2 separate regions of the Homo sapiens genome follow, and region 1 is linked to region 2. A link is an interaction called in ENCODE POLR2A ChIA-PET data of the cell type or tissue named here. Cell type or tissue: OCI-LY7. All regions are shown on one strand. Each heading gives the region's core, and the rest is flanking DNA. Links, peaks and the distances in the headings are about the cores only.

Region 1 (15,945 bases), core at 4,730-9,729, 980 kb before region 2:
GGTTCGAGTTCACTCTACTGCCTGCTTCTTTGTTTTCATAATAGGAACATGTCCCACAGCCTTTAGTAGGATGTCAGAATTTTCTTGATGTTGCCAGCAGGATCCTGTGTCCCAGGAAACTACAGTGGAATAAGGGGGGTCTGAGGTGCTTGCTTTGGGGAGACCTCTAGAGTAAGTCCTTTGCTGCCAGCAGCAGTTAAGGGAGGTAGCTGTGACATTGTCTTCAGCTTCTGCCATCTTGTTAGGTCCCAGGTGAGATTTTGAAAAGGATTGTTCAGGGGTGGTAAGAGCTCAAACAGGCCTGCCTCAGCCTCATGATAAGCCACTGCATCTGGCTAATTTTTTTATATATGTTTTTTGAGACAGGGTCTTGCTTTGTTGCCCAAGCTGGAGTGCAGTGGCAGGATCACAGCTCATTGCAGCCTCGATCTCCCTAGGCTGAGGTGATCCTCCCATCTCAGTCTCCCGAGTAGCAGGGACTACAAGTGTGCACCACCACACCCTGCTAATTTTTCTCTTTTTTGTAGAGATGAGGTTTTACTATATTGCCCCGGCTGGTCTTGAACTGCTGGGCTCAAGCAATCCGCCTGCCTTGGCCTCCCAAAGTGCTGGGATTACAGGCATGAGCCACCATGTCTGGCCATGATATTATTTTTAATTCAAAAACAAACATGCAAAATTAAATTTTAGTGAGAGAACTTAGTTGGATAACATCTTTCTTCTGGGTTATTAGGGTATGTTTATTCTTTGCAACTCTGATGTTCTAGGTGTAGCAAGACCGTTTGTTTTCATTTTGCCATTTTCCTGTACAGAAAGCTTTAATGTCTCCCCATGACCTTTATGGCAAAAACCAAATTCCCTCGACCAGTCTTTGGATTACTACACAATACATTGTCAAAGAAAATAGCCTGGAATGGTGAACAGAGCCTGAGGCTCAGTTGGGAGTCCTGACTTCTCATCAGCTGTGCATGAGCAAATTTGGAGGTGTTCCTTAACTTGTAAAATCGATTTGGATTTTTGGTATTTTAAGCATGATTTCCTTTAGTTCTTTTTTTTTTTTTCCAGAGTGCTAGAATTCAGTCTTTTAGTTCTTTGAACATATTTATAATAGCTGCTTTGCTGTCTTGTCTACTAAGTCTGACATCTGGGCCTTCAAGGACAATTTCTGCTGCCTGCTTTTCCCTTCTTTCTGTGTGTCATACTTTTCTGTTTATTTGCATGCCTCATGATTTTGTGTTGTAAACTGGGCATTTTAGATAGTATTTTGTAGCAACTCGGAATACTGATTTTCCCTCCCCTCTTCCAGGGCTGCTGCTTGTTGTGTTGTTTCCTTATTTGTTAACTGACTTGGCTGAGCTATTACACTGAGGTTTGTTTATTCTGCACAGTGTACCCTCAGATGTTTCTCCTCAAGAGGGTACACTTGGGCACGCACATAGTCACCCTGGACTGCCCTTCTTGAGAGATGATAGCCGATTTTCAGCAGGGCTTTCTTTAACTCTCAGATCTCCTTGTTAAGCTTCTGCTTTCATTGGTATCACCACCCAGCAACTATTCTTCACTAATTGCTAACTGATTGCTTTATTGTTTTGGACAAAGCTTTGGGCCATAAATTTCCCCACTTGTGATCCAGTTAAATTAAGATGCCCTTTGTATAGGGGTTGTGTTTGATGGCAGTCTTTGAGGCTTGTCATGTCAAAAAGGAGGATTCTTAGGTATCTCTTTCCCTGGTTCTCTGTGAAACTTCTACAGTAGTTGGTTAGTCTTTCACTTGCTGCTGTCACAGAACTACCAGCCTCATTTTTTTTTTTTTTTTAGATGGAATCTTGCTCTGTTGCTGGGCTGGAGTGCAGTGGCGCTATCTCTGCTCACTGCAATCTCCGCCTCCCAGGTTCAAGCGATTCTCCTGCCTCAGCCTCCCGAGTAGCTGGGACTACAGGCGTGTACCATCACGCCCAGCTAATTTTTGTATTTTTAGTAGAGACGGGGTTTCACTGTGTTGGCCAGGATGGTCTCGATCTCCTGATTTTGTGTTCTGTCCTCCCTGGCCTCCCAAAGTACTGGGCAGCCTCATCATAATTGCTTACCACCAATGTCTGTGTTGTTTTTGACAGTGCCATTAGGCATGAACTTTTCCATTCTTTGTTCTAAATATAGTCGGTCTTAGAAATTGCTAAGGGGCTCTGTGTTCTTACAGCCTGCTTCTCCAGCCTGTGCAGAACCTTTGTGCCATTGTTCTGGAGCTGGGGCTGGGGACAGCAGCTTGATTTTCTTATAGTTATATCTGTTCTGTGAGTGGTCTACTAGGCCATCAATGTACCCATCAGTCTTCTCTGTTTGGAGCTTCTTGGCCTGCATGGAACCTCTGCTTTACAAGAGGTGAGGCAAAGATGATCTGTGCTTGGTGTCCTTGGCCTGATGCATCTGGGGTAGAGCTTCTGCCCTAAGAATGGGGACTGGATGAAAGAGAAAGGATTCTTCAGTTCTCTCATCTATCTACACTTGCCTGGAATAGAATTTCTGCAACACAGAGCTAGGGGTAGGAGGTGAAAAATGCTGGCTGCTTGCGTCACTTGGGAAGAAATCGTAGTCCTGGATTTGGAGCTGGGTAGGGTTAACTAGTTACTAGTTAGCTTCAGTTTTGTTTCTTCAAGAATGATGGCCGGATGTGGTGGCTAACACCTGTAATCCCAGCACTTTGGGAGGCTCAGGTGGGAGAATTGCTTGAAGCCAGGAGTTTGAGACCAGCTGGGGCAGCATCATGAGAGCCTGTCTCTACAAAAAAAATTTTGAAAAATTAGCTGAGTGTGGTCACACATGCCTGTAGTCCCAACTGTTTGGGAGGCTGAGGAGAGAGAATCGCTTGAGTCCAAGAGTTTGAGGCTGCAGTGAGCTATAATCTTGTACTGTACTCTATCCTGGGTGAGATCCTGTCTTTAAAAAAAAAAAAAAAAAGGTATTATTACCCACCTGCCACACAATGGCTGTTCCCCTCTGCCCGGAGTGCTCTTTCTTACCCAAATAGGCACATGGTACGCTCTCTCTTCCTTATGAGTCTCTGTTCAGATATCACTTAGCTGTAGCACCTCTCCAACGTTGCCCCAGTCACTTTCTATTTTCCTTACCTGGGTTTATTTTCCTCATAACATTTATCACCATCTGGCACGTACACATGCATGCATGCATACCTACATATTTGCTTGTCTACCTCTCCCAGTGAACGTGTAGGTTGCACGAGAGTGGGAACTTAGGCCGTTTTGTTTACTGTTACTTTCGCAGTGCTTAGAACGATATCTAACATAGTGGATTTTCAATAAATCTGATGAATGCAAAGTACAGAATGACCAAAGTATACTGCTTTCTTGCGTCATAGTTTAACCTAACTTGAAAACTATCTGTAGAGCCATTGTGGAAAATGAATTTTTTGTGTTTGCAAACTCCAGTTGCTTGTTGCTGACTAGAGTGAGAATGGGGCTCACAGGGAAGGAATGTGGTGATTATTTGGCAGTGGCTGCTGGGGCTGTGAGAGAGGATGGATGTGTTGTATTTGTAAAGTACTTGCCATCCCTAATGCAGTGAGATGCTAAAGCACAGGAAATGGGTAAATTTTTGGTCTTCCCCCAACCCTCTTTCTGACTTGCTCCCTTTTTACTACTGGGAAATGTTTGTGGATACTTAAGGTTTTGGTTGGAACAGCCGCCTGTTTACAGTATGATGTGGAAACTTTTCTTGTAATTCCGTTGTTAATAGATATTGTACAAATGAGTCTCTTAGAAATATCAAGACATTGTAGGGGACCAGTGTGGTAGCTGCTGCCTGATAGAAAAAAAAAAATCTTCATTTGCCGATGTAACTTTTCTTTAAATTATTTTAAAATGATTTTGAACTAACGCCTTTCTTTTTCTTCCTCCTAGATTCTCGCTGAAGTCTGTTAATTCTACTTTTTGAGTACTTATGAATAACCACGTGTCTTCAAAACCATCTACCATGAAGCTAAAACATACCATCAACCCTATTCTTTTATATTTTATACATTTTCTAATATCACTTTATACTATTTTAACATACATTCCGTTTTATTTTTTCTCCGAGTCAAGACAAGAAAAATCAAACCGAATTAAAGCAAAGCCTGTAAATTCAAAACCTGATTCTGCATACAGATCTGTTAATAGTTTGGATGGTTTGGCTTCAGTATTATACCCTGGATGTGATACTTTAGATAAAGTTTTTACATATGCAAAAAACAAATTTAAGAACAAAAGACTCTTGGGAACACGTGAAGTTTTAAATGAGGAAGATGAAGTACAACCAAATGGAAAAATTTTTAAAAAGGTAAGATGATCTTTCATTGCCTTTGAATTCTTTCGAATAAAATATCCTGTTAGAAATGAAGTAAAGGGCAAGCACAGCCTGCCTCCATTAGAATTCGCTGTTGAAGGAGAAGCAGTGTAGGAAGGGGGCTAGACTACCTTCTAATTTCTTCCTGTACTTACCAGCACTGATATGTTCTGAGTTTTCAGAAGGACATCGCAACCCAGTGGTGTGGAGCTCTTCCCCAGTGTCTACCAGGGTTTGGAATGTCTAGGGCAGTTTTGAGTATGAAACCATACTCCCTGTCTCTAGAGCAGCTGGGTGCTGGAAATGGCTCCAGGTTTTGGGGTGGGACCTGCTGTGTTAAATGTGGCTTAGATGTGGGTTGCAGTGAGTGCTTCATGTCTTTGTACTTTGGCTGTGGCAGTTGCATGGTTCTTAAAACATTTCTTTTCAGAAATATGGAGAAACCTGCCATTGTTGATTTGAAACAACGGGCAAGATGTTCTCAGAGGCAGTGTAACAGCGATTAAGAGCCTGGACTCCAGACCCAGACTATAGGTCTGAATCTTGGCTTTGCCACTTAACTGGCTTTCTGACCCTGGAAAAGTAGGTTAACTAATTCGCCTCAGTTTCTTTTTCTGTAATATGAAGATAATGATCATTACTGACACTCAAGAGCCAAGCTGTTCTAAGAGCTTTACATATATCATCTTAAGACTCACAGTTACCCTATGAGTTAGTTGTTATTATTTTCACTTTACAGATGACAGCACTGAGGCACAGATAGTTGAGGTAACCTACCCCAGGGACACTACAGCTAGGGAAGCTGGGACTGGAATCCAGGCCTTCTGGCTCCAGAACTCATACCCTCCATTCTTCACTGATCACAGCTTTCATGCTTGTGAGGATTGAGTGTGTGTGTATATATCTGCAATGTGCTTAGAACAATTTGTGGCACTTAATGTAAATGCTCTAGCTTTTATTATTAGATTACTATTATCTTGAGAATTCAATGAGGAAAATTATAGTAGAAAATTCAATGAGGAAAATTAGATCGTGGAATAGTGTGTTTCACTGGTAGTATAGAAATGGCGTGAGAATGCCGTTTATGAACTTGGATATGTGACTTCCTTATGAGCAGTTCTTGAAACTCTAGTAAGTTAAAAATTGAAGATAAAGTATTTTTTAGAGGGGGTACAGTGAAGTGATGTGTAGTTGGTTGATAATTTGGTTAGGTAATAGGTTTAATATCTTTTAACCATTTCCAGCTACTTTGATCCCCAACTGGCTTTTTTTCCTGTCAGTTACAAGGAAACCGTCAACTCTTGAAGGAGAGTCCAAATAACTGCAACTATGGAATGAAAAACTCAGAGCTCCTCTTTTACTGGAGGGCCAGAGGGATGTTGCTTAACCTCCTCTATATATGGCCCATTAATTTTGCCACTTAAACAAATTTCATACATCATTTTCCTCAAAACATGAAGGAGATGCCAAGCAAGTTGATGTCAGTAATTCCTAGAAACTAAAAACATTTTAACTTGACAACAGAATATGTAAATTTCCTCACGTTTAAATAGAGTAGTTGTGTATCTTGTTTTATCTGAAACCATCCTGATTTATACTTGTTGCTGTGACATTAATAGTGCCCCCTTACAGTCTCAAAAGTGCCCTAGTTTGGATAGTTATGTGGTCACCTTATTTTTAAGACATATTCCCTATTTCTTTTGCAGACTTAGAAAAAACTGAATTTTTTTCTATTTAAGATCTCGCTGAAGTTAATAGCACATTTCTAGAAATTGAAATCATGAGTTAAGCATGTTTGATTTTTCTTTTCCAGCCTATGGATTGTAATTTCCAAAACATTTTATCATAATGAAGTTTGCTTTTGTCATATTTACATATCTGGCACTGCCTTTTTTTTTTTTTTTTTTTTTGAGATGGAGTTTCACTCTTGTTGCCCAGGCTGGAGTGCAATGGTGCCGTCTCAGCTCACCGCAACGTCCGCCTTCTGGGTTCAAGTGATTGTCCTGGCTCAGCCTCCCGAGTAGTTGGGATTACAGGCATGCGCCACCACGTCCGGCTAATTTTGTGTTTTTAGTAGAGACAAGGTTTCTCCATGTTGGTCAGGCTGGTCTCGAACTCCCAGCCTCAGGTGATCCGCCCACCTCGGCCTCCCAAAGTGCTGGGATTACAGGCATGAGCCACAGCGCCCAACCAGCACAGCTTTTTATGGCACTCTGTTCTTGAGTCTGTTTTTGAGAAATCGGGTAGTTATGAGAAGGTACTGAAAACAGTACATTTTTATGTGCAAAAGTTTTCTACTTTTCTATCTGCTTATAGATTCATTTTTTTGTCTTTGATATGCTATTTGAATTCAAAGGTTGGATTCTCTTTTAGTCTAAGCATATATACAGAAGTCTTATGTTTCAGGAAGCTTCGTTTTTCTCCGGTATCCCACACATATTTTATTCATTTTAATGTGGCTAGTATTGTCTTTCAGTCGTCATTCGGTATGTACAGCAGCAAACTAGTTCTCAATTGTGTAAAAAGAAGAAAAGCTTATGTGGTGAATATGAAATTTCTTCCTAATTCGTGTATCAGTATAACTGGACAAAATAAAATCCTAGAGCTATGATAGTTGTTTCCTAAATGTGCGTGTGTAAGTGTATGTGGCTCTTTCCTGCTTATCTTAACCATAGTGCCTTTGTATTCAATGATTATTCAACAAAGTATGAAGTATTTGAACTCATAAAAGTTAGGTGAGACAGACTGTTTTTTAGCAACTTTTTCTGTCTATAGTTCATTACTGTGAAGTTTTATTTAGTTAGTAAAAGGAGGTTTTGAATTTCTATATGTCAGAAGATCTGCCTACTAGCATTTGCTATGAAATTGGCATTTGTGGTTCATCAAACTTTGTTCAGAAGGCTGTGTCTAGACTGTGTCTTGGGAACATGTTATAGTTTTCTTTAGGTTCATTGGGAAAGTAGAATTAATTTTTAGATTTTGCATATAATAAATGAAACAAGTAGTTTCTCTTGGCCATACTCAAGAAGAAAGTGTGCAGTGTCGCTGGTTAGCTGAGGCTTTAGTTTCTGTTCATTCTGTGTTGCAGCTGTGGCAGTGATCTGCAGACTGCAGAGTGGGTATCTCAGCTGCATGTTAAACATGCTAGGCCTTTTTCGTTTTCCCCTCTCTTGGTTTCTTGTTACACCCATTGCATTGCATCAGTAGCAGCATCTGCCTAGGGTGTTGAAAAGGGGAACTTTCACAACTGGTGGGTTAAGCTGTGTACTTTCTGCTATTAGTGCCTGCTAGCTGATCAAGCTCAGTGAAGTGTGTCTTCATTAAATAGTTTCCATATTTGAAGATAATCTTCAACTGGAAAAGAAAACGAATGTTGTAGCAATATTTAAAATATTTTTTGAGTAAGACTTTTGGGGATTAACCCCAGAATGTTGTATCTGATATGGTTGAAGGAAAGATGCACAAGCCTTATTTCAAATTAATGAACTTTGAAGCTTTGTTTCCATCTTATCCCAACAGTCTATTTTGAGGTCCTGAGGGGAGGATGAGTGGATGAAAAAAGGCAGTGGCGATGACCCTGCTCTCGTTGTGTCCAAGGTAGAGTAGCCACCAGCTTCACTACGACCAGATTCTTCCTTGGGGGACAGAAAAACAAAAGGCACTTGGTTGCTTGGCAGGCCTTTTCAGGGTCCTTTTAAGTTTCATATGGTTTTATAAAACTGTAGCAGAGTTAAGAGCTGGAACCTGTGTCAGCATCACCTGATTCCAGTGTTCCCAGCAGTAAATGCATTGCACTAACGTCGTCTTGAAATGAACAGTGAAATGATTTCAGGACAACCTTAAAATACATGTATACCTGAAATAGAACAAAGCTGCAAAGACTAAAAATAGAAACAGAAAAGAGTACAAGCTGGCTCATATACTTTGTGAGCCATCAGAAACACTTGATTTTTTCTTAGATATTTTATAAAAATAAGAAGAGAATGAGGGATTATGTAATATGGTGCTTAGAGAAGACTTCACTATGACATTCCTTCTAAATTGATCCAAAAAGATAATAGAAACACTCATTTATGTCCTTGTAAGTTGACTTAGCTTTCTTTTCCTCTTTCTTAATGCCGTCTTTTGTGTTATTTCTTAGTCACATTTTTTTACCCTGTTTGTGTATGTGTATAAAACTTATTTTCTGATTTATTAGGACATTTGCATCATGCTATATGTAACAAATTATGGTCAGTCTCTTGGCTGGGATTTGTGGGTTGGTTATTATATTACTCTTCTCTTAGTTTCCCCTTCCAAACTGTCCCTCTCCTTTCATCCTATTTATTAAAGGCACTGCTGCATACCAAATTGTTGAAGCCAAAAAATCAGGGGTGTCTGATTTACATCCCTTACAGCCTCCCCCCGCCTTTTTTTTAGCAGGCCTCCTTGCTTCCACACTTGCCCCCAACTGTAATTCACTCACACACAGCATAAAAATGATTTTTCACAATTGTTAATCAGGCCACCTTACTCACCTGCTTAATAAGACCCGGACTTCTTTCTACAGTGCAGTTGAAGCATTGTGATTTTATGCTTAATCTCTGGAATGAGTTTGCCTGGGTTCATATTCTAGTCCCATTACTTATTAGTTACATGATTTTGAACAAGTTATATTTACTCTACATCTCCATATTCTCATGTGTAAAATAGGGATAATAATAGTAACAGTTTTTTACAGGTATGGTAAGAGTTTAATAAGTTAACACTTGCCGTGTCCTTAGCATGTAGTAAGCACTAATAAAGGTTAGTTACCCTCATTATCATTATCATGATTATTACAACTATCCAGATCTCTTGAATATTTTTACTCTGTGGCTCCCCTCAGAATAATTTTTTCATAGTGATCTTCAGTTGCAGAGAGAATGGTTAAATGAAGCCAGGTGTACTTTACTGAAGAAGACAGGAATGTGTGTAATTTTGAAATATTTCTAAATAGTGAAAGTAAAACAAGTCCTAGTGCTTAAAGAGGTTTTCAGTAGGAGACAAGATTACCACCTGTAAGTAGAGAGAAGGAAGGGTGGAAGGTGTGTGTGTACGTGTGTGTGTGTGTGTGTGTGTGTGTGTGTGTGTGTGTGTGTGTATTTTGAGACAGGGTCTCACTCTTGCCCAGGCTGGAGTGTAGTGGTATGATCATAGCTCTCTGCAGCCTTGAGTTCCTGGGGTCAGGTGATCCTTTTGCCTCAGCCTCCTAGGTAGCTGGGACGACAGGCATGTACTGCACGTCTGGCTAATTTTTACACTTTTTTAGACATGGGGTCTTGCTGTGTTGCCCAGGCTGGTCTCGAATTCCTGGCCTCAAATGAGTTGCCTGTCTCAGCCTTCCAAAGTGTTGAGATTACAGGCATGAGCCAGTGCACCTGCCCAGAGGAGGCTATTTGAATAGAGAGAAGGTTTCAGAGGTATTTCAGAGGGTGAGAAAACGAATAGACCAGGGATGTATGATAGGATTGCTTCAGGGTGTTGAGGTCCTAGATTTAATAAGGTTGGCTGTTCTGCAGCAGTGTTCAATGATATTGGCAAGGAATAAATAGTTTAATCTTGTCTTGGGCTAGCCATAGGGACAAAGTTAGGATTAGAAACTTTTCCAGCACAAATCAGATACAATATAGAGTGGGTAGTGTCCTCTAAATGTAATATTTATGAAAAACATAATTACTAGATGATTCAGTGGTTTAAAGAATTAAAATCATGAGATTCAGATTTCGTTTTATATTTTATTTTTTACATATGTGGAAATCTTACGCTCATTTGATTCCTTTGCCACATGGTGGCATCATTGCATGAGTTTACATATTTAGATTATATATCAAACACCTTTTCAGAACACACATAGTCTTTGAAATTTATAAATCCTGTCACTTACATATTAGAATCTGGAAGGTAGTGCATTCTTAACCTTTAGAGTGTAAAATTCTTAATAATTATAATCCAGTTCCTGCACATTTTGGCCAAGTTGTCATCTGTCTTCTAACCCTCACAGAGCTCCTTTTGAAGTCATTGGAGCTCCCTGTGCTGAGCATTTCATGGGGGTAAAGAGCAAGGTGAGAGTTTGGGACCAGTAAAGTAAATAAGTACCATCTTAAATGCAGTTGCTTTATCCATCAAAATAAAAATTTATTTCTTAAATGCGTAATTGCATGGGACACTAGATGGCAGCATTTATCCTTTTCCGTTTTTATCCAACCTCTTCTAGAAATTTCTTAAATGTTTACATTTATAAAATGAACATGGTCAGATGATTTTAAGGTGTTTGAGATGTATATTACTGACACAGCCATGTTTGGGAATTAATTACCTATATATTTTTGCAGAGAGAGGAGCTTTTTATACAGTCCGTATGTAATTAGGGATTTATGGTTTTGTCTAAGTTGAGGAAAATTTCTAAAGACAATATGTTAAAAAACTTCAAAAGGGAGTTTTTACTAATGCATATTTGGTATTACCAGCACTTACGATAAACAGATAAAATATTGAAAACCTGGCGGTGCCAGTAAGCATTTAAGGCTTGAATAGAGGGACTTTGAATAATATAACTAGTCCACCTGGTTATGTAAACAGAAACTTGTTTACTTTGCTTTTGCTTATCCAGAGTTTGGTATGGCAATTCAAGTTCAGCAATCATAAAGATTTCTGTTAGCTTGGATAGAGAAAGTTTCTGTGAATCATTTTATACCGTCTGATACTGACATTTAGGAATTCCTAAATAGAGAGAAATTAAAATTTTGGCATCTGCGGTACTTGGTACTAGGCTAAATATTAAGTTAACACCTACATCATTTAAATAGGTGAAATTTATAAGTAGATTATTAGTGTATGACCATTTGGCCAGGCAGTTGACCTTTACGAGCCTATCAAACTCTCAATATTTTTGAAAACCAAAAATAAAGCCAAAAAACCCCCCAGTTACAATATAAGATTTGAGTTGTTATAGAAGATGTCACAAAATAGCTAATTTTTAAAATAGATTTTTCACTCAAACTCAGTTTCTGGCTTTTTATTAAAAAGATAATTCTATGCAAACGTAACTTTCTGGTTCATCATAACATTTGGACGATATTCTGGTTTCTTCTGTAAATTATTATTTTGATTACATTAAAAAAATTTTTTTTTGTTTTATCAGGTTATTCTTGGACAGTATAATTGGCTTTCCTATGAAGATGTCTTTGTTCGAGCCTTTAATTTTGGAAATGGATTACAGATGTTGGGTCAGAAACCAAAGACCAACATCGCCATCTTCTGTGAGACCAGGGCCGAGTGGATGATAGCTGCACAGGCGTGTTTTATGTATAATTTTCAGCGTATGTAGACTTTCTTATCTTCTGGAAGAATGAACTTAACTGATATTTATTGAAATACTTTACTCTGAAGAGGTTAAAATTCTGATGTTAATTTTCACCCAGTGTCCAGTTAGTGGAGAACTCTGTTGTGACTTGGAATTTTTGGTTTATTTTGGAAAATAAATCAATTATATGACAAATTGTACCAATCAGTGTTGCAGTGAGGCTTGAACCTCTTCATGGGAGACTTTCAGGTCTTGAGAACTAGACCTACACTTAGGGGCCGTTGTTCCAATACCATTTCTCAGGAATCCTCTTTAGAAGTTACTGTCAATTTTGTTCTGTCACCTCTATCAGTAACAACAGTTGACCTCCGAAACACTTCCATACTGAAACCTGGTGAACTTCAAGGTGCAGGTTAAACAATAGAGTTTTCATATTGTAATTATCTGAATGGTAATTGTGGTGGCTCAGTCTGTGAGATAGTTCTGGAAGCATAAGTTCAGAGGTCTCGGTGCCAAAATGTGACAGTAATTTGTGGATGTTTAGTCTCATCCTTCAGATGAAACAGAAAATACACTTTCACCAGATTTCTTGCTGTAAATTCCTCCACCTTTTCTTTTTCTTTTTTTTGAGATGGAGTCTCACTCTGTCGCCAGGCTGGAGTGCAGTGGCACAGTCTCAGGTTACTGCAGCCTCTGCCTCCCGGGTTCAAGCAATTCTCCTGCCTTAGCCTCTCGAGTAGCTGGGACTGCAGGCGCATGCCGCCATGCCCGGCTAATTTTTTGTATTTTTAGTAGAGATGGGGTTTCACCCTGTTGGCCAGGATGGTCTTGATCTCCTGACCTTGTGATCCGCCCACCTCGGCCTCCCAGAGTGCTGGGAATATAAACGTGAGCCACCGTGCTAGGCCTCCTACACCTTTTCTTTTAAACAAACATTCCATTTTTGTTGTCACAGGTTTGGATTTACATTGTTTCTTTTGAGGAGCTTTAAAAGAATTATTTTCAAAGTCATTTTGTGTATCTTTTTTGAGTTAGGCAGAAAGTAAATAAAAATCTACACTATTCATGTTATGTAATTTCAGCATTTCAGAGAATGTTTGTCTTTAGATATTTTTGCTTGAGAATAAACGGTACTGCCACTTGTTTGTGCTCTTTTCTTGACATACACCGTAAATCTGACATTCAGTGTGTCATCCTATTTGTATATGTTCTTTTTCACATTGTAAAGCCAAGTGGCCAACAATTAAGAATTTGAAGTCTTAGAAATCAGTTATAATTCCTTCACAATGTGGTAGTCCCAGAGTAACATCTGTAAGTGAAACAAAATAAAAATTTAAATATCTTCATCTTTAAAAATTGGAAATCTTGGGGCATTTAGGGGAGGATGAGTAGGTGTAATGTTGATTAGTATGATAAGATAACTTTAAAAAACATAACACTTATAGACTGTGGATTTAACAGTTTAGGGCTCCTAATGCGTTATTATGATTCATCTCCACATTCAGAGACTTTACATTTGTAGTTAAATGTTTGAATATTTGACTGGCTGCTGCTTTTCCTTTTAGTTGTTACATTATATGCCACTCTAGGAGGTCCAGCCATTGTTCATGCATTAAATGAAACAGAGGTGACCAACATCATTACTAGTAAAGAACTCTTACAAACAAAGTTGAAGGTGAGGACTCTAGTTACTTTCTAACTGTCTGATACTTTAGAATTTTCAGTGTCATGAGCCCTATTATTGATACTTAGTTCTTTTATGACTTTTAAGTCCTTAATCTTTGTGGACTTTTATGAATATCATACTTTATTTTTTCCTTTAGAAAATAAAAAGTAGATTTTGTATATATTCATGTATAAGTAATCCAGAGTTATAAATTGTTAAGATGCCTATGTTTAAATTGAAGAAATTACGACTACTTTTTCTCTTATTGTGCTCATCTATTTTCTAGTTTACTTTTAGTAAATTTGTAATTTTGAAGGGTTATATTTTAAACTAGTAATTTTTATTTTACTTCTGAAGCATTAAGTAATTACAAGTTTTCAGAATTGTTTGGAAGTTAAAAAGGGAGACTTTTAATTATATTACAGTAAAAAGAGTTTCTTTGGTCTCTAGACAACTCCCAGAAATATCTGGGCTATTCTATATGGGGGAAGGAGGAGAAAATTCACATGTAAACTTGTTCAAAAAGAAAATTTTGAACAAGTTTGCATGTGAATTTTCTCCTCCTTCCCCCATATATTTTTATGTAGTCTCTTGAAAATATGAGGGGCTTCTGGTTTCTCTACAGTTTAGGCAACCTGTGTTTACATGCCCGTTTTATAAGGCAGTACCCTTCTTGATCAGGGTTTTACCAAAGGCCAAGGGTACACACAGTGAATCTAATGCTATAAAATAATAATTTAAATTCAGACCAATACTTAATCATCTGTAAAAAGTGATATTATGCCAGTGTACCCTTTCTTCTTTCTTTTTTGAGGCAAGAAATTACTTAATGATTCACCGAATATGGTAAACTAGTATTCTTATTCGCTAAGCTGCTTGAAAAATAATGAACGTGATGAATGTTGGTGTATTTCTAGGATATAGTTTCTTTGGTCCCACGCCTGCGGCACATCATCACTGTTGATGGAAAGCCACCGACCTGGTCCGAGTTCCCCAAGGGCATCATTGTGCATACCATGGCTGCAGTGGAGGCCCTGGGAGCCAAGGCCAGCATGGGTATGTTACACTTTTCTAATTCCTTACCTGTGCTTTCTGGTGACCACATTCTCCAGAATTATGCCAAAGTTTTGATTCTGAGGTTAGCTCAAATGACACATCAGTTTTCTAACATCAGTTAGGAAAACAGGTCCCTCTAGGTATACTTTCATCTTGTCTTTAAAGAAAGTTTTAAGGAAAAATATAAACATTAATTATTAATGTTTTAAAGGTAGTATTTATTTGAAATTTAAAATATTTTACATTCAGTTTTCATTTCTTTTTTATGGTGATAGTTTTGGGTGGTTTAAAGTTAGTTTATAAATAATGACATTTATCTTGTCCTATGTGAATTACCTGTAAGTGTTAACAGAGTGGCTAAACCTGGAGGCCTCCTTTTACTCCCTGTTCCAGTTCTTCCCTTTCCTGAGGTGAAAACCTTACCCTCCAACTAGCACACCTAGGCATGGTGACTCTACAAGTTCCTATTCTCAAAAAAGCGTCAGAAAATGTTAGCTAGTGTACTAGTGTTTAGAGATACTGCAAAAGCTGCTGGGATGCTGGGACTGCATTTCCTCTGTAGTTGGAAACCTAGTAATTAGATGTAAGCATTCACTCAACTCAAATTTTAGGCACCTGGAATTTGAGTGGTAGTGGGATATTTAGATGCAGATATATTGTGGACAGTGGTGTGTAAAAGTCTAGTACTCGAGTTATGTTTGGACTTAGAGATTTGGAAGCTAGAAGCAGTTAGGTTTTAATTATAGCTGTGGGAGTAGGGGGTGAGGTCACCAACAGGGAATGGTGGCTTCAGAGGCTACTAAGGACTAGTCAGAGAGGAAAGAAGAAAATATCTAGTAGTATGTGGTTCCTGGAAGCCAAGGGAAAGGAGATCTTGGTGAGTCATCAGCAGGATCAGGGGCTGCATGCAGAGGTCAGATGACACAAGGATTGTAATTTCCAAGAAGTGGTGGTGTTGGAGAAGGGTGCTGTGCATTGAAGGAGTGAAGGGCTGATTTGGAAGTAAAGACTTCCAAGTGTAAACATTATTTAAGAAATGTATCTTGACTGACAGGAGAGGAAGGGTATTCTATTGGGAGTACATTTAAATAATTTTTTCACACTCATTTAGAAGTTCACATGTAGAGTAGTTCTGGGAGTGGTTCAGACATATCAGCAATGCCAACCATGACCTATTTCTCTTTGTTCTTCTGCTGTGCCACCTCTATAGCTTCTCAGCTGTTGTCCTTAGGCTGGTACTCTTCTGATTTCAAATGGTTCACATCGTGTTTTAATGCAGGACTCTGAGTGTAACCAAGTTAGTCACCATTCTGAAGCAGTGAATAGTTTTTAGCAAACACCTAGATACTCTAGTCCAAAGCTACCTTTATTTCTTAGTTGAATTACTGGGATAATCTTGTCTCCCTGATACCTTTTTTCCCCTTGTAAAGTTAGTTAGCCACACAGCAGCCAAAGTGATCTTTTTTTTCACAGATAATAACATACTCCTGTTCAAAACAACATTGCTTTACATCCAGAACGTAATCCAGAGTTCTTCCCGTGGCCTTTGAGGTCCTATGTG
Region 2 (15,945 bases), core at 9,304-14,303:
AGGTGCAATGGCATACAGCTCACTGCGGCCTTGACCTCCCAGACTCAAGCGATCCTCCCACCTCAGCCTTCCAAGTAGCTGGCACTACACGTGTCTGCCACCATGTCTGGCTAATTTTTTGATTTTTTTGCAGAGACAGGGTCTTGCTATGTTGTCCAGGCTGGTCTTGAACACCTAGGCTCAAGTGATCCTCCTGCCTCGGCCTCCCAAAGTGCTAGGATTACAGGTGTGAGCCACCATGCCCAGCCTAAAGGGTTTTAAAATAAGTTTTATTTATTTATTTTTATAGAGACGGGGTCTCATCATGTTGCTCAGGCTGGTTTCAAACTCCTGGGCTTAAGCCACCCTTCCACATTGGCCTCCCAAAATGCTGGGATTACAGGCATAAGCCATCATACCCGGTCTAAAATAAGTTTTAAATGCACTATGCTCTCATTAAGAAACTAATGCCCATAATCATGTATTTTGCTATTTTCTAAAATCTCTCAAACTGTGATTCTGGAAATAAGCCTCAAGAACATTACAAAATAGTCCAATTATTATTACTGATTTTGACATATTCTTTTACCGCCAAAAGTTTAGTGACCAGCACCTCTTCTCTCTTCTGTTAACTGTTAATAAATGGAAGTAAAATCCATTTCTCTGTGTTTCCTTTAGAAGTAGGGAATACTTCACCTATTAATTATACTGCACTAATTACCATCAGCCATGCATTGTGAGAACTTGGCTAATGACAGACAGAACTCAGGTGCTATTTCAGAGCTTTATAATGGTCTGAGCACTAATAATTCCCTTCTTGCCTGCCAGTCTCATATGAGACCTTACTGTGGAGTATCTCTGAGTAAAATTTTTTAGATTTTATTTATTAATTAATTTATTTTTTGAGATGGAGTCTCGCTCTGTCACTTAGGCTGGAGTGCAGTGGCGTGATCTTGGCTCACCGCAACCTCCGCTTCCTGGGTTCAAGTGATTCTCCTGCCTCAGCCTCCCGAGTAGCTGGGATTACAGGCGTCCGCCACCACACCCAGCTAATTTTTGTATTTTTAGGAGAGACAGGGTTTCGCCATGTTAGCCAGGCTGGTCTCAAACTCCTGACCTCGGGTGATCCACCTGCCTCGGCCTCCCAAAGTGCAGGGATTACAGGCCTGAGCCACCATGCAGGGCCAAAAAAGTTTATTAACACATACAAACTTTAGGCTAATCGCTCATAGAGATGCAACCAATAATAAAAGGAATAAAATCAGCATTCTTTTTTACTTACCTGCTTTTTTTTTTTTTTGTAGAACTTTAGTATTACAAGAATCCTTTAACAGCACCTTTAAAATCTACAGGCTATTTGGAACATATTTCTTTAATTAAAAAATTTAAAAAACAGTACTCAAAACATGCTTAATAAAAATATTCCAGGTATGCTTATAAGGGAACAATTTAAAATAATCTAAAACTCATAGGGTCAGGCATTCAAGTGAGGACTAAATTATTACTTTTTATCTGTTTGTGACAGCATAAGGTATATAACTGTATGACTTTATTCTAATTTTGTTCTTGGCTAGCATAAAACACTGACTTTAATAAGTAATAGTCTTAAACTGAAAGATCTTTTATCTGTTTAAAAATAGGCTCTCAGGATTTTCTACGCACCCCTGCCTTTCCAATACAGGACAAGCAATGGAAAAGTGAGGTAACAGTCTCACTGGCCCTGGGAAAGGTCTTCCTCATTGTTAGTCACACAATGATAAAGACATAGAAAATGTAGGAATTAATAGCATTTGCAAAAACAAAGTGTGTTTCAAAAAAACCCCAGATTAAGTATGCAAATAGTGAAATACACAATCAAGCCAGAGATGACTCGACAGTGGCTACTCACTTGTCTTAGCCCCAGCGTCTTGGTGTCCCACATCTGCTTTATGTTCCAGAAAAATGGCTGCTCACATTTCTGACAAGAATCACTTTCCAACCACTGAGGAGCCTGGGGGAGCAGAAAGTCAAAGCCACCATCAGTGTGTCTATATTTACTCCCATGTTTCAAAATTAATACAACAGTTCTAGACCTTGCCAAGGTTAGTATTTCTTTTCTTCTTTTTTTTTTTTTTTTGGTCTCCCAGGCTGGAGTGCAGTATGTGTGATCTTGGCTCACTGCAACCTCTGCCTCCTGGATTCAAGTGACTCTCCTGCCTCAGGCTCCCAAGTGGCTGGGACTACAGGCATGCACTACCACTCCAGGCTAATTTCTGTATTTTTAGTAGACATGGGGTTTTGCCATGTTGGCCAGGCTGGTCTCAAACTCCTGACCTCCCAAAGTGCTGGGATTATAAGCATGAGCAACCATGCCCGGCCAGTTAGCATTTCTTTTTAATTCCACGAAATATTCTAGCTAGTTGTCATATTCAATATTATGTTTAATTGTGTGTGGGGGGGGGTCTTTTTTGAGACAGGGTCTCACTCTGTCACTCAGGCTCGAGTGCAGTGTCGTGAACATGGCTCACTGCAAGCTTGATCTCTCAGGCTCAAATGATCCTCCTGCCTCAGCCTCCCGAATAGCTGGGACCACAGGTGAGTGTCACCATGCCCAGCTAATTTTTTATTTTTATTTTTTTGTAGAGACAGGATCTCACTATATTTCCCAGGCTTGTTTTGAACTCCTGGCTTCAAATAATCCTTCTGCCTCAGCCCCACAAAGCACTGGGATTACAGTCACGAGCCACTGCGCCCAGCCTTAACTGTGTGCCGAGTAATCATGGCAATTTTAGCCATGGTTACAGGGTGTTCAATTTGTAATCTATAGATAGGAGGGAGTAAATCAGTTTTTATTGTGAACCCTTAAGGGTTGTCTTTATGTATTTCTTTTTTATGCCAAAGATGTTTGAACTCTAAATCCAGTTGAGTAGAAACCCAGTGCATGCAGCAGAATCTGGTGACCTACCACTTGGAAAGGCTTGCGGGGTCACAGGTGACTAACAGAAGAGATCTGACAAAACCCCATCACCTAGTTGCTCTGGGTAGGGACTATGCCGGCAGATTTGCCCCCCTTCCCTTCCCAGCCACAGCAGCACGTCCCTCCCTCCTGGGGCCACACAGGCATCCTGCAGCTTCACTGAGCAGCAAGCTCTGGTACTGGAACTCTTGGTGCACGTTTCTTCTCCCCTCTAACCAATGAGTTACTTTTTGGTATTATTCATCTTGATCTAGCCACAGCCTGTCACACAGTAGGTTTTTAATGCATTTTTGTTGAAACAGAGGAAGCAGTCTCAAAATTAATTTGTTAAAAAACTTAGAAAATAGGCCAGGTGTGGTGGCTCACGCCTGTCATCTCAGCACTTTGGGAGGCCGAGGCAGATGGATCACCTGAGGTCAGGAGTTCAAGCCTGGCCAACACGGTGAAACCCCGTCTTTATTAAAAATACAAAAATTAGCCGGGTGTGGTGGCACACACCTGTAATCCCAGCTACTTGGGAGGCTGAGGCAGAAGAATCACTTGAACCCAGGAGGCGGAGGTTGCAGTGAGCCAAGATCATGCCATTGCACCCTAGTCTGGGCGACAAGAGCAAGACTCTGTCTCAAAAAACAAAACAAAACAAAATAAAAACTTAGAAAATATTTCTCTAAACAAAAAATTACAAACTATACTCAATTCTAAGACAAACCTGCTAAAAGCCTGTTTAGGCCGGGCGCAGTGGCTCACACCTGTAATCCCAGCACTTTGGGAGGCCAAGGCAGGCGGATTACCTGAGGTCAGGAGTTCAAGACCAGCTTGGCCAATGTAGTGAAACCCCATCTCTACTAAAAACACAAAATTAGCCAGGCGTGGTGGCACATGCCTATGCCTATAATCCCAGCTACTCAGGAGGCTGAGGAGAGAAAATCGCTTGAAACTGGGAGGTGGAGGTTGCAGTGAGCAGAGATTGCACCACGGCACTCCAGCCTAGGCGACAAGAGTGAAACTCCGTCTAAAAAAAAAAAAAAAAAAAAGCCTGTTTAACCCCAATCACTTAACATTATATATGTGCAACAAAAATAGTAGAAAATATTTTTTCTAAAATATATATTAATATATTTGGTGGTTTGAACGATGGGTGCCCCTAGTTCTTCATTTTCTCTCCTATTGCATCAAAACTTTTGGCCTTCCTATTTCTTATTTTAGATCGGTCACTAGAAATATTTCTACATATAACAGACATTAGAAAGGCCTTTTTTTGAGGTGGGGGTGCAGAAGGCACTCACAAGTAGACTGAAATAGGCTGAGATAGAAGAAAGGTTTCCTTAAATAACTGGGGAATGTTGGAGATGAGAAGGGATGAAAGAAGAATAAAGAGATGTGTATCTATGTGAGAAAGATTATTTTCTTGATATGGAATTACTTCTTTGTTTCTGTGATCAATGCAAGGCAGGTGGTGATGGAGGCTGGTGATGTGTGGGGATACTACCTGGGGACACTGTCCCTAAGAGAGACACAGCAGGCTGTGCTGCCAATGGCACAGGGTATTTAATTGCCGGAAGAAGGAAAGTTCTTATGTCTGGGACATGCCCAAGCGTAACTCTTGCAAAACCACAGTCACATGGACCAAAAAGCAGCACAAAAATGTATTCACTAAGCCATCTCCAAACAACTTCAGTAAGGGCTAATATGCTTTAAGGACGACACAATGAAGGCTTTAATGGAAACAGACTAATAGATGAAAGTTTGTTCCCGTTTATACTTTCCATACTTAGCAGCAGGGAATTCGATGTTTAATTTAGTGCACAAAAACATTAAGTGTAAAAAAGACCTGACTTGCAAACTTGCCCATTATTGCTCAGTGCTTTAGAAATTCACTTCTTTCTTTTGTCTACAGTTAATGGCTGGATTTTCTATTTTCCTTGAACACACAGTGTCTATTAAGTATTACTTAAAATAAAAATCTTAAACTTTACTGGTCTGGAATTCAGAAATCTCGCTCTCAACCAAAACAGAGGGAGGATTAAATTTTCTATTTTTCTTGAGTTAAAATTTGGTTAAAAAAAATAAAGAAAAATCACTGAATGAAATGTCTGCATTTTCCCCCCTTAGCCTCTCATTTATGACATTATTGGCCTGGTTTGATCCACAAATTTTTAAAATTTGTTTCCTAGGACATAACAGATTAAAGGGACTAAGGTGGGTAGAATTGAAGGCAAGAACATAGTTTCAGGAAAAACGTTCTCAGTCCTACATGAAATAGTTTTCTACACAAATACAAAATTGTATTACCATGAAACACACATGCAACATTTGTGGTCAGAATGGTGAAACTGCATCATCAAGAAATTAGTAAATTACATTAAATTTACACTTTTTTTTTTGAGACAGGGTCTCGCTTTGTCACACAGACTGGACTGCAGGGGCACAATCATGGCTCACTGCAGCCTCAACCTCTGTCTCATGCGATCCTCCCTCCTCTCAGCTGCCCTAGTAGTTGGGACTAGAGATATGTACCACCACACCCAGCAAATTTTTTGTACAAAGAGGGTTTCTCCAAGCTGCTCAGGCTGAACTCCTGGGCTCAAGTGATCTGCCTGCCTCAGCTTCCCAAAGTGCTGGGATTACAGGCGTGAGCCACTGTGCCCAGCTGTACATTTTCATCAAAGTGATTGTCTTCATAAGGGGCTGGCATTTGAATTATGTTTCAATTACCCAGAGCATTCCTTTAACACAAAAGGCCTCTATCTCCAGCAATGTCTGTTAAGCAGTACATCAATGGATTTCCTAATATTTTAATGTTTTCAAGTGATTCAATTTCAAGCAAGGATTTTAAAAATAAATACAGATAAGCCATTTTTAAATTCTCAATTTTTTTTTTTTTTTTTTGAGACAGAGCCTTGCTTTGTTGCCCAGGCTGGAGTGCGTTGGCATGATCTCGGCTCACTGCAACCTCTGCCTCCCGGGTTCAAGCAATTCTCCTGCCTCAGTCTCCTGAGTAGCTGGGATTACAGGTGCCCACCACCACACCCAGCTATTTTTTTGTATTTTTAGTAGAGATGGGGTTTCACCATGTTGGTTAGGCTGGTCTCAAACTCCTGACCTCAAGTGATCTGCCCGCCTCAGCCTCCCAAAGTGCTGGGATTACAGGCGTGAGTCACCGTGCCTGGCCTAAATTCTCAACTCTTTTTTTTTTTTTTTTTTTTGAGATGGAGCCTCGCTCTGTCACCCAGGCTGGAATGCAATGGCGTGATCTTGGCTCACTGCAACCTCCGCCTCCTGGGTTCAAGTGATTCTCCTGCCTCAGCCTCCCAAGTAGCTGAGATTACAGGTGTCTGCCACCATGCCTGGCTATTTTTTGTATTTTTAGTAGGGTTGGGATTTCACCATGTTGGCCAGGCTGGTCTCGAACTCCTGACCTCAGGGGATTCACCTGTCTCAGCCTCCTAAAATGCTGGGATTACAGGCATGAATCACGGTGTCTGGCCTCTCAATTCATTTCTAATAGTCATAGCAAGTGGTTCATAGCAAGTGGTTCGTAGCAAGTCGTCACAAAGTCTAGGAGTCAGATCTCTTGCCTTCCAATCCTGGCTCTGCCACTTGTCAGCAGTGTCCTCAGGCACGTGACTCAACTTCTCTGTGCCTAGGTTTCCTTATCCACTGTTATGGTCTGGCTCTGTGTCCCTACCCACATCTCACTTAGAATTGTAATAATCCCCATGTGTCATGGGAGGGACCCAGTAGGATGTAATTGAATCATGGGGGTGGGTTTTTCCCATGCTATTCTCCTGGTAGTGAGTAAGTCTCACAATATCTGATGGTTTTACAAAGGGGAGTTCCCCTGCACATGCCCTCTTGCCTTCCATGTAAGACATGACTTTGCTCCTCCTTCACCTTCCACCATGATTGTGACGCCTCCCCAGCCATGTGGAATTGTAAGTCCATTAAACCTCTTTCCTTTATAAATTACCCAGTCTCAGGCATATCTTTATTAGCAGCCTGAGAATGGACTAATACATCTGTAAAATGGGATAACAGTAGTATATACCTCATAAGGTTGTGAGGATTAAGTGAGTTAATATTTGGGAAGTGTTCAGAATACTACGTGGCATACAATAAGTGACATCTAAGTCCAGGCAATGTGCCAAGTGTTTCATGTTTTTTTATTCTACTTAATTTTCATTATGTCCTAGGAGATACCGAGCAACACTATCCCTATTTTACAGGCAAAGAAACTGGCTCAGAGATTAAAGCAACTGTCAATGAGTACACGCAGATCCTGGGCAGATCCAGGAGTCCAGCCTGCCTCTCTCTGTGTATCCCTATGCTCCACACAGCCTCTGTATATGAGGCCTATCCACTTCTACCTATGGGGGTCTCCAAACATGGTCCTGGGCTAGGGCAACCTACAGATCTGAGCTCTTGCCTCAGGGAGCATGATTCTGTTTACAGGTTTAAGAAAGAATATTACTTTGGCTGGGCGCAGTTGCTCACATCTGTAATCCCAGCACTTTGGGAGGCTGAGGCAGGTGGATCACTTGAGGCCAGGAGTTCGAGACCAGCCTGGCCAACATGGTGAAACCCTGTCTCTACTAGAAATACAGATATTAGCCAGGCATGGTGGCACATGTCTGCAGTCCCAGCTACTCAGGTGACCGAGGCACGAGAATCGCTTGAGCCCAGGAGGCAGAGGTTGCAGTGACAAAAATATATGCTTAAAAAAATTTGAGATAACAAATTAAAATCAAAATCAGAAACAAATAGCTTTTTAGAACATATTTTAATATAAGAGATACCCCTAACTTTATTTCACTTAATACTCAGAATATAGCATTACACTGTAAGCTAACATGAGCCATCCTTATACTTATTATCTAAGAAGAAGCTTTCGTTTTGTGCTGAGAAGAGCAAGAGAGAGTATTAATCAGTTATTATAATTGCTTCACTCTCTTTTCTCCATCTTTTTGCACCTGCCAAATCTGAACAAAGATATGGCAAGAATAAATTCCATTGCTCTACTGCCACTAACTGCTGCACTCGTCACACTGCACTAGTATATAAAATGCTATACATTCTGTAACCTACTAGTTTTAAAATAAAGTTCTCTTTTCAAGAAGATTCATTCTAATTATTGTTACTTCCTCATTTATATTTTGTGCCTACTTCCAAAAAAGGATCCCTTCTCATTATGATCTGGCAGGGAAGCAAATCTGCTTCCAACTCGACAGCGTAGTGGTTGAAGCCACAGTGGGTAGTAAATGCTCCAGTTAGTATTGACAGGGGACTTGGAGAGAAATTCCAGGCAAGCATTGCAGAGCTAGAGGATCTGGGATCAATCCTCTATGCCCTGGTCTAAGAAAGTCCTATAAAACCCTAAAGGCCAGGCACGGTGGCTCATGCCTGTAATCCCAGCACTTTGGGAAGCTGAGGCGGGCGGATCACTTGAGGTCAGGGGCTCGTGACCAGCCTGGTCAACATGGTGAAACCCTGTCTCTACTAAAAATATAAAATATTAGCCAGGTACAGGTATGGTGGCATAAGCCTGTCACCCCAGATACCTGGGAGGCTGAGGTGGGAGAATCACTTGAAACTAGGATGCGAAGGTTGCAGTGAGCCGAGATCGCACCACTGCACTCCAGCCTGAGTGACAGAGCTAGACTCCGTCTCAAAAAAAAAAAAAGCCCAAAAATCCTAAGGCAGGGTCAGAACCTTATAGATTATAGCCTGTTTATCCTTGCAATACATTTTCTCAGTTATTAAAAAACAAACAAACAAAAAAACCCACTAAAAATAATGCATCTTTTTGACACAATTTGCCTTCCTGTCTCTTCTACAGACGCAGTGAATTGTGCACACAGGAAATGCCTTGATTGATGGGACTATTTTTTCTTTCCCTAGATAGAGAAATACACTCCACAGTGATGCACTTTGACGGTAGGAATCCCACTTCTACTTTCTAAGTACTTTTTCTAAAAGAATTTACCAACGATAAAAAGAGCAGGTTAAAATCTAAGTTGTGAAACCCTCGGGAAAGCCACCAGCAGTGCTGGGCACCAACAGTCTCCTCCCCTCATCATCCAGGGAATACAGCCTTTCTCTGAGTTTTCCGCTCTCTCAGAATAAGACTGAAAAATAATAGGCCAAGAGCCAAGAACAGTTTACTAGCTTTTCTTGCTGCATATAACTAGTAGCTGATAAACGTAAAACACAGTTCGAATAAATCTTTGCAAATATAGTATTATGCATCCTATAATTTATATATATATATACATATTTTTTAGATGGAGTTTTGCTCGTCGCCCAGGTTGGAGCGCAGTGGTGCAAGCTTGGCTCACTGCAACCTCTGCCTCCTGGGTTCAAGTGATTCTCCTGCCTCAGCCTCCCAAGTAGCTGGGATTATAGGCACCTGCCACCATGCCTGGCTAATTTTTATATTTTTTAGTAGAGACTGGGTTTCACCATGTTGGCCAGGCTGGACTCCAACTCCTGACCTCAGGTGATCCACCCACCTCAGCCTCCCAAAGCGCTGGGATTACAGGCATGAGCCACTGCGCTGGCCACATCCTATACTATTGAGCCAATGTATCTGTGTTTAATAATAAAATATTCTAAGCCTTACCAAATAATTTTTAGAAAATTCAAAAAGAGAAATTAACCAGCAGACATGTAATCCAAATTTCCTCTATCTGACTTGTCTTACAAAGTTACCAAAAAATCTCACAATCAGTACGTCTCTGTATTATGGATTGCATTTTATTATTTATAGGGTAGTCTATTTCTTCCACTAGATTACACATTTCTTGTGGGCAAGTATCTTTGTGTACAGTAGCCATAAAGTCTGGAAATGAGTAATGTCACCATTTAAAAAAAAAATAGATGAAAGCCCCTTGATCACTTCTACTGGAATATGCTAAAAATGAAGGTTTAATCAGTGAGAATCAGACTCACAAAGAATCAGAGACAACACAAAGCAGACACATGTGCAGGGACTGGTGGGAATTCTGCATCAACGCATAATGTCTATTACAATGGTGCACAGCACACTGAACAACATATTGCCATAAAGGACAGGATACTGAACAGATCATGTGATGTCATGCAACACAGTAGGTACTGCAATGCAATATCAATAAGCCATTTATTAAATACATTCACTTGAGTTTCCCGACTGTAAGGACACCCTGTAGGTGCCCAACAAATATTTCTGAAGTTAAACTATAAGTCATTAACATCCCTCATGATCTAAAATCTTCTCTGGAATCAACTTTTTTGCTAACAACATCGTAAGTTGTAGATGTCACTTAGAAAAGAAAGATAATGACAGTACAGGCAGAGATGAGAATGGAAACCTTGATTGGAAATCATTTGACGACATCTATAAAAAGCCTTAAGAATGTATATATCCTTGGACCCAGAAGGTCTATTTCCAGAAATTTGTCTGAAATAAATAATTGATCAATCACACAATGACAAGGTCAAGAATATTCACTGCAGCATTCTTCAAAATATTTAAAAAAGAGAATGTACACAGTGCCTCATGCCTATAATCCCAGCAATTTGGGAGACTGAGGCAGGAGGATTGCTTGAGCCCAGGAGTTTGAGACCAGCCTAGACGATACAGCAAGACCCTGTCTCTACCAAAAAAAAAAAAAAAAAATTGAAAAATAAGCTGTGCATGGTAGTGTATGCCTGTAGCCCCAGCTACTCAGGAAGCTGAAGTGGGAGGATCGCTTAAGCCTGGGAGGTTGAGGCTGCAGAGAGCCAAGATCATGCCACTGCACTCCAGCCTGGGTGACAAAGCAAGACCCTGTCTCAAAAAAAAAAAAGAGAGAGAGAGATTGTTTAGACAATTAGACTGTCTGTCTAAAGAACTGGAAGACAACTGAGAAGTCATTTCATTCCACAATTCCACTTTATGTAGGAGGGAACAGATACTTAGAGAAATTAAGGCACTTAACCAAATAAGGTCTCACAACTAGTTAGTGGCCGAACCAAGTTAGAAATTAGGTCACCTGAAAAGAATACTATGTCGACATGGCCTCAGTGAACTAGAACTCAATGGGAAGTAAAAGCAGAGAAATGGAAATATATTTTCCCAGAAACCTGTCAAGTGTTTAGCTATGTCCCTGACAGCAGTCACTGATGCATCTCTCAGGGTTTCCTACAGGAATGCTACGGGACCACAATGGTGCTTCGGAGGACCTCTATGCAGTCCAAATCACTGGATATGCCAGAAATCTGTCTCAAAGTGTTATCTCAGTGTATTGCTCAAGGCTGAGAACCAGCCTAAACGCTGATTGTATATACTGCATGTCATTGGTAGAAACTCTCAAATGAGCAGAGGAAGCAATGCAAAATGACACAAAGGACCTTGTCAGAAATAACCCATTAGCAGAAGGGGAAGCTGGGACTGTCTGCACCTGGACCAGCATTTACAGCTTGCGGGGTGAAAAGCCAAGAAGAAGCCAGGTTCCTGGGGGTCTCCCCCGATCAGCCTGGACTTGCCCTTGTCTCTTACCTCTTCTCTGCTAACATCCATGTTCCACACTGCAATTCCGCCGTCCGAGGAACAGGAGACGAGCTGCCTGGTGAGCTGAAGGTAGCACAGCGACTGCACCTTGTCACTGCAAACAGCACACACAACAGTCACTTGTCTCCATGCGGAAAAACACAGGAACTGTCTTCATTTAGGCTCAAATTGCTCTCCTCATTAAAATCAGCAAGTGGTATTTTACCACTGACTATTTAGCATGGTAAAATGAATTCTAGTATAAACTTTACTTGGCATTTTATAACTCATAATACAGAATGATACTTTCTATAAAATATATGACTACTTTCAAATCGGTCATTAAGAATTGTAGGCCAGAGATTTGATGAGGGCTATGGTTTTTGGGACCAATCAACATGATTTCCCTTTCAGATGCATAAGATTTACCTACTTGTTCAGAAACAAGAACGAAGGAGGTATAACTCCCCTACTGACCACAATTCATATGAACAAGGAGTCAAACACCACAAAGATCACTAGTGTGCACACACAAACACACACAGACACACACAGATGGGGTAAAGACCTCTGTCCCTCCTGCATGCCTGTCATACTACCCCTTAGGATGCCCAAGGAAACAAGCTCTTGGCCTGTTATACTTGTGTATAATATGTTTCCTCAGCTAATTTTCAGCTTGACTGTGATTATAGTAACAGCTGCAGCCTAGCCAAAAAGGAAAGAAAAGAAAGCAAGGTGAAGATGTATTTCTTTTTCTTTCAGGGCTACAGGGCAAGATCCTAAATATACAATGGTATCACTCAGGTGAATTCCACTGTCAAACTAGACAACATTTCTTAATTTAATATCTTTTAGAATAAAAAAACAAAGAACAAAAAACAAGTTAGGCTCCCAGCTCAACAACAGCTTAGTATCATGTTACATGCAACCTTCCATGGTCAAAGTCCTCACCTGCATCTCTATCCTATGCCTGCCTTAATCAGATATTTCAACAGGGTGACTCCTTGAGAGAAAAAGTGGCAAGTGCTCTTTGGACTAAGGAGGAAGAAAGCCCTGCATTTGTTTTTTTGTTTGTTTGTTTGTTTTGTTTAGTTTTTTGCTACTAAACATCAGACACTCGGGGCTGACAGAAAGCAGTTAAAAGTGAACTGAGCCCTATCAATGATAATTGCCATCTTAGAACGTGGGGTTTGCAGAAAGTGGTATCAGACTATTAATGCCTTTCACTAGCTCCCCACTAACTCGGATTCTTTCCCCACCCCCACAAGTGGTCACGCACTGATGGCCCTGAAGTAACAGCGTCCGGCCTTTCCTTCCTCCGATGTCCCACATGATGATGCTGTTGTCAGATGCTCCTGAGAAGAGTAACCGCTGAATAGGGTCCCACCAGAGGCAGGCGACACTACCTAGGGATTTGTGAGAGAGAGAGAGAGAGGGAGGCAGGGGAGAAGTAAAATATAACTCTACATCAGGACGTATACATTTGACAGCTGAAGACCAAACTAGGAGCAGCTGAGTCTTTAAGCAAAAAGGTATCTTCATGGTGTACAACGGGTCATTCAACCATGCTATCATGAGTCATACAGAAGACACAGCACCATTATCCACAGTCATAAGATTACAATTTTCAATTATGCATCAAACTACTTTGGGCCGGGCATGGTGACTCACACTTGTAATCCCAGCACTTTGGGAGGCCAAGGAGGGCGAATCACTTGAAGCCAGGAGTTCAAGACTAGGCCTGGCCAACATGGTGAAACCCTATCTCTCCAAAAAAACAAATTAGCCAGGCATGGTGGCAGGCGCCTGTAATCCCAGCTACTCGGGAGGCTAAGGTGGGAGAATTGCTTGAACCCAGGAGGTGGAAGTTGCAGTGAGCCAAGATAGCACCACTGCGCTCCAGCCTGGGTGACAGAGTGAGACTCTGTCTCAAAAAAAAAAAAAAAAAAAAAAAAAAAACTGCTTGTAATACAAAGATTTTTAAAGAAGTTTTTCGTTCTTCTGTGACAAAAATTACAAAGTAGCTTACATACAAAATGTTCAGAATGAAGAAAAAAATTGCTACTAATATTTAGTGACAAAAACCAGTAAAGTTTACTGTGTCCAACCTACACAAGATAAAAAATCTAGATTATTCTGGGTCTCTGGGACATGGCAGGTGTTTTACCCCAAGATGTCTATGTTTAAGCAAATTACATTAAGTACCACAGAAAAAAGTCTGTTGTACACTACATAATTATGCCAAGTAATTTATGTGAAAAATCTGAACTTCACATTTCATACTTTATATTGGCTAACTTATCAAATTTGAAACCCTTGGGGAAATCTTTCTTTCTACAGGTATATCTTTCAGTAGGTCCTTTCCTTGTTCATCGACTGCTGTTTGTCTAGAAGAAACATTAATCAACTTAGTAAAACTGAACCAGCCACACAAGCTAATAATAATTTTGGTAGGTATATAGAAAATTAATGATGCCATATTCAAAAGCAAACAGAAACTACTTTATCACATACACTTTCCAAAAACAGAACAAAAGTAGAAACAAATATTCTGCAAAGGCTTCAGGGGTTACTTTCACATGACTTTCGACCCTGTGTAATCTATGTGCCATCCATTTCAGTTAGAGGCTTAAGAGCAGATAAATACGGTCTTTCAGCATGAAAACCAGTACCCATTCTGGTAGTTACTAGAACCCATTCTGCCTTTAGCAACCCTGAAAAAACTGGCGAGCCTGGGGGTCATGAGAGAATTAGTCATAAACAGAAAGTGGTTTCTTCACGGGCCTCTGCTTTCCTGCCCAAAGCTATTTTAACTTGCTGTTCTCTTTTCTTCTTTTCCCCTACAGGGTCCTTGATTTGATATACTCCATTTCACCTAAATAGATTACATAGAAAGCATAGTGTACATTTATTATAACTTGTTACAACTGAAACGCTTACTATGGTCATAAATAAGTCCATCATTGATTCTTTCAGCAACTCCCCAGTTCTCCATAAACCAGATGGCCTCAAAGCTTGTACTTTGTGACATATATCAGAATGTGATCTTGTGATCTGTATGAAAACTGCAATCCATTACAGCTTAGCATCTGACATAGTTTAGACATGTGTCCCCTCTAAATTTCGCATATATATATATATATATATATATATATATATATATATATTTTTTAAGACGGAGTCTCTCTCTGTCACCCAGGTTGGAGTGCAATGGCATGATCTTGGCTCACTGCAACCTCTGCCTCCCGGGTTCAAGAGATTCTCCTGCCTCAGCCTCCCTGAGTAGCTGGGACTACAGGCACCTGCCAACGTCCAGCTAATGTTTTTTGTATTTTTAGTAGAGATGGGGTTTCGCCATGTTGCCAGGCTGGTCTCAAACTCCTGACCTCAAGTGATCTGCCCAACTCAGCCTCCCAAAGTGCTGGGATTACAGGTGTAAGCCAACGGGCCCAGCCTCTAAATTTCATGTTAAACTGTAATCCCCAATGTTGCAGGTGGGGCTTGGTAGTTGGCTCATGGGGGTGGATTTCTCACGAATGGTTTAGTGCCATCCCCTTGGTGCTCTCCTTGAGTCAGTAAATGAGCTCCCTTGAGATATGGTTGTTTAAAAGTGTGTGGCACCCCCACACCCCCACTCCTGCTTTTGTCATGTGATGTGCCTGTTCACACCTCACCTTCTGCTATGACTGTAAGCTTCCTAAGGCCCTCACCAGAAGCATGCCGGCACCATGCTTCCTGTACAGCCTGTAGATCCACGAACCAATTAAACCTCTTTTCTTTATAAATTACCCAGTCTTAGATATTTCTTTACTGCAATGCAAGAATGGCCCAATACAGCATCTAATGAAACCTCTTTATTACACATGTGTATGTGGCGAGTCACTCAATACAATCAATGGACTTTAAAAACCCCTCCACAGAGCTTCACCAACCCACTGCACTACAGAAATGAAATTCCACCCAGTAATTCTTTTCCCTCAGTCCCTACACAGGGTATGTTTCCCAAGCAGAGGCTGAACCAGCCCACACATTTCTTCTAATTGTATTTATCAGGTCTTGCTCAGGGGCTTAGAAACTGACAAATTTTTTTAAAGTAATAACAACAATTCTTCCAAAAGGTTTTTACCAGTTAGAAGTAATTTTAAAGGTCTTCCCAGCACAATAACTTATTTTATTTTTATTTCTATTTTTTTGAGACAGAGTCTCACTCTGTCACCCAGGCAGGAGTGTAGTGCTGTAATCTCGGCTCACTGCAACCTCTGCCCCCCAGGTTCAAGTGATTCTCCTGCCTCAGCCTTCCGAGTAGCTAGGGGTGGAATTACAGGTATGCGCCACCATGCCTGGCTAATTTTTGTATTCTTAGTAGAGAGGCAGTTTTGCTGTGTTGGCCAGGCTGGTCTCGAACTCCTGGCCTCAAGTGGTACACCTAATTCGGCCCCCAAAGTGCTGGGATTACAGGTGTGAACCAATGTGCCAGCCATAACTTAATTTAAAAAGGTAA

Evidence for each region. ChIA-PET counts read pairs that join two places held together with the same protein. Peaks named below come from ENCODE experiments on the same cell type or tissue, not always from the same donor. Only the 100,000 strongest peaks of a DNase experiment are listed, where the experiment ranks them.
Region 1: POLR2A ChIA-PET joins it to region 2 with 9 read pairs; 1 of 35 experiments calls an interaction of 5 or more read pairs at or near these places.

The regions. Positions count from the first base shown.
Region 1 is chr2:222,904,819-222,920,763 of GRCh38, forward strand. ACSL3 (acyl-CoA synthetase long chain family member 3) reads left to right here. Exons shown (of 17, transcript NM_004457.5): 4 at 3,915-4,332; 5 at 11,501-11,678; 6 at 13,228-13,337; 7 at 14,246-14,384. The coding sequence starts at 3,955. ACSL3-AS1 (ACSL3 antisense RNA 1) reads right to left here and starts at 14,783. Exons shown (of 3, transcript XR_923949.3): 1 at 14,721-14,783; 2 at 14,412-14,541; 3 at 11,836-12,971. It also overlaps the pseudogene ATG12P2. RefSeq lists enhancers at 1,311-1,883, 1,884-2,455, 2,627-3,249. In OCI-LY7, for the core only: no CTCF peak of the experiment used is centred there; DNase peaks (open chromatin) are centred at 7,533, 8,143 and 9,583; H3K4me3 peaks cover 3,273 bases; H3K27ac peaks cover 4,639 bases.
Region 2 is chr2:223,882,781-223,898,725 of GRCh38, forward strand. WDFY1 (WD repeat and FYVE domain containing 1) reads right to left here. Exons shown (of 12, transcript NM_020830.5): 7 at 12,724-12,850; 8 at 11,454-11,559; 9 at 1,868-1,969. Among named protein-coding and RNA genes, the nearest start is that of AP1S3, 53 kb to the left of the region's middle. RefSeq lists enhancers at 12,948-13,007, 13,018-13,167, 13,178-13,237, 13,979-14,038, 14,159-14,358 and 1 more. In OCI-LY7, for the core only: a CTCF peak has its summit at 11,950; DNase peaks (open chromatin) are centred at 11,301, 12,751 and 14,201; H3K4me3 peaks cover 3,183 bases; H3K27ac peaks cover 3,683 bases.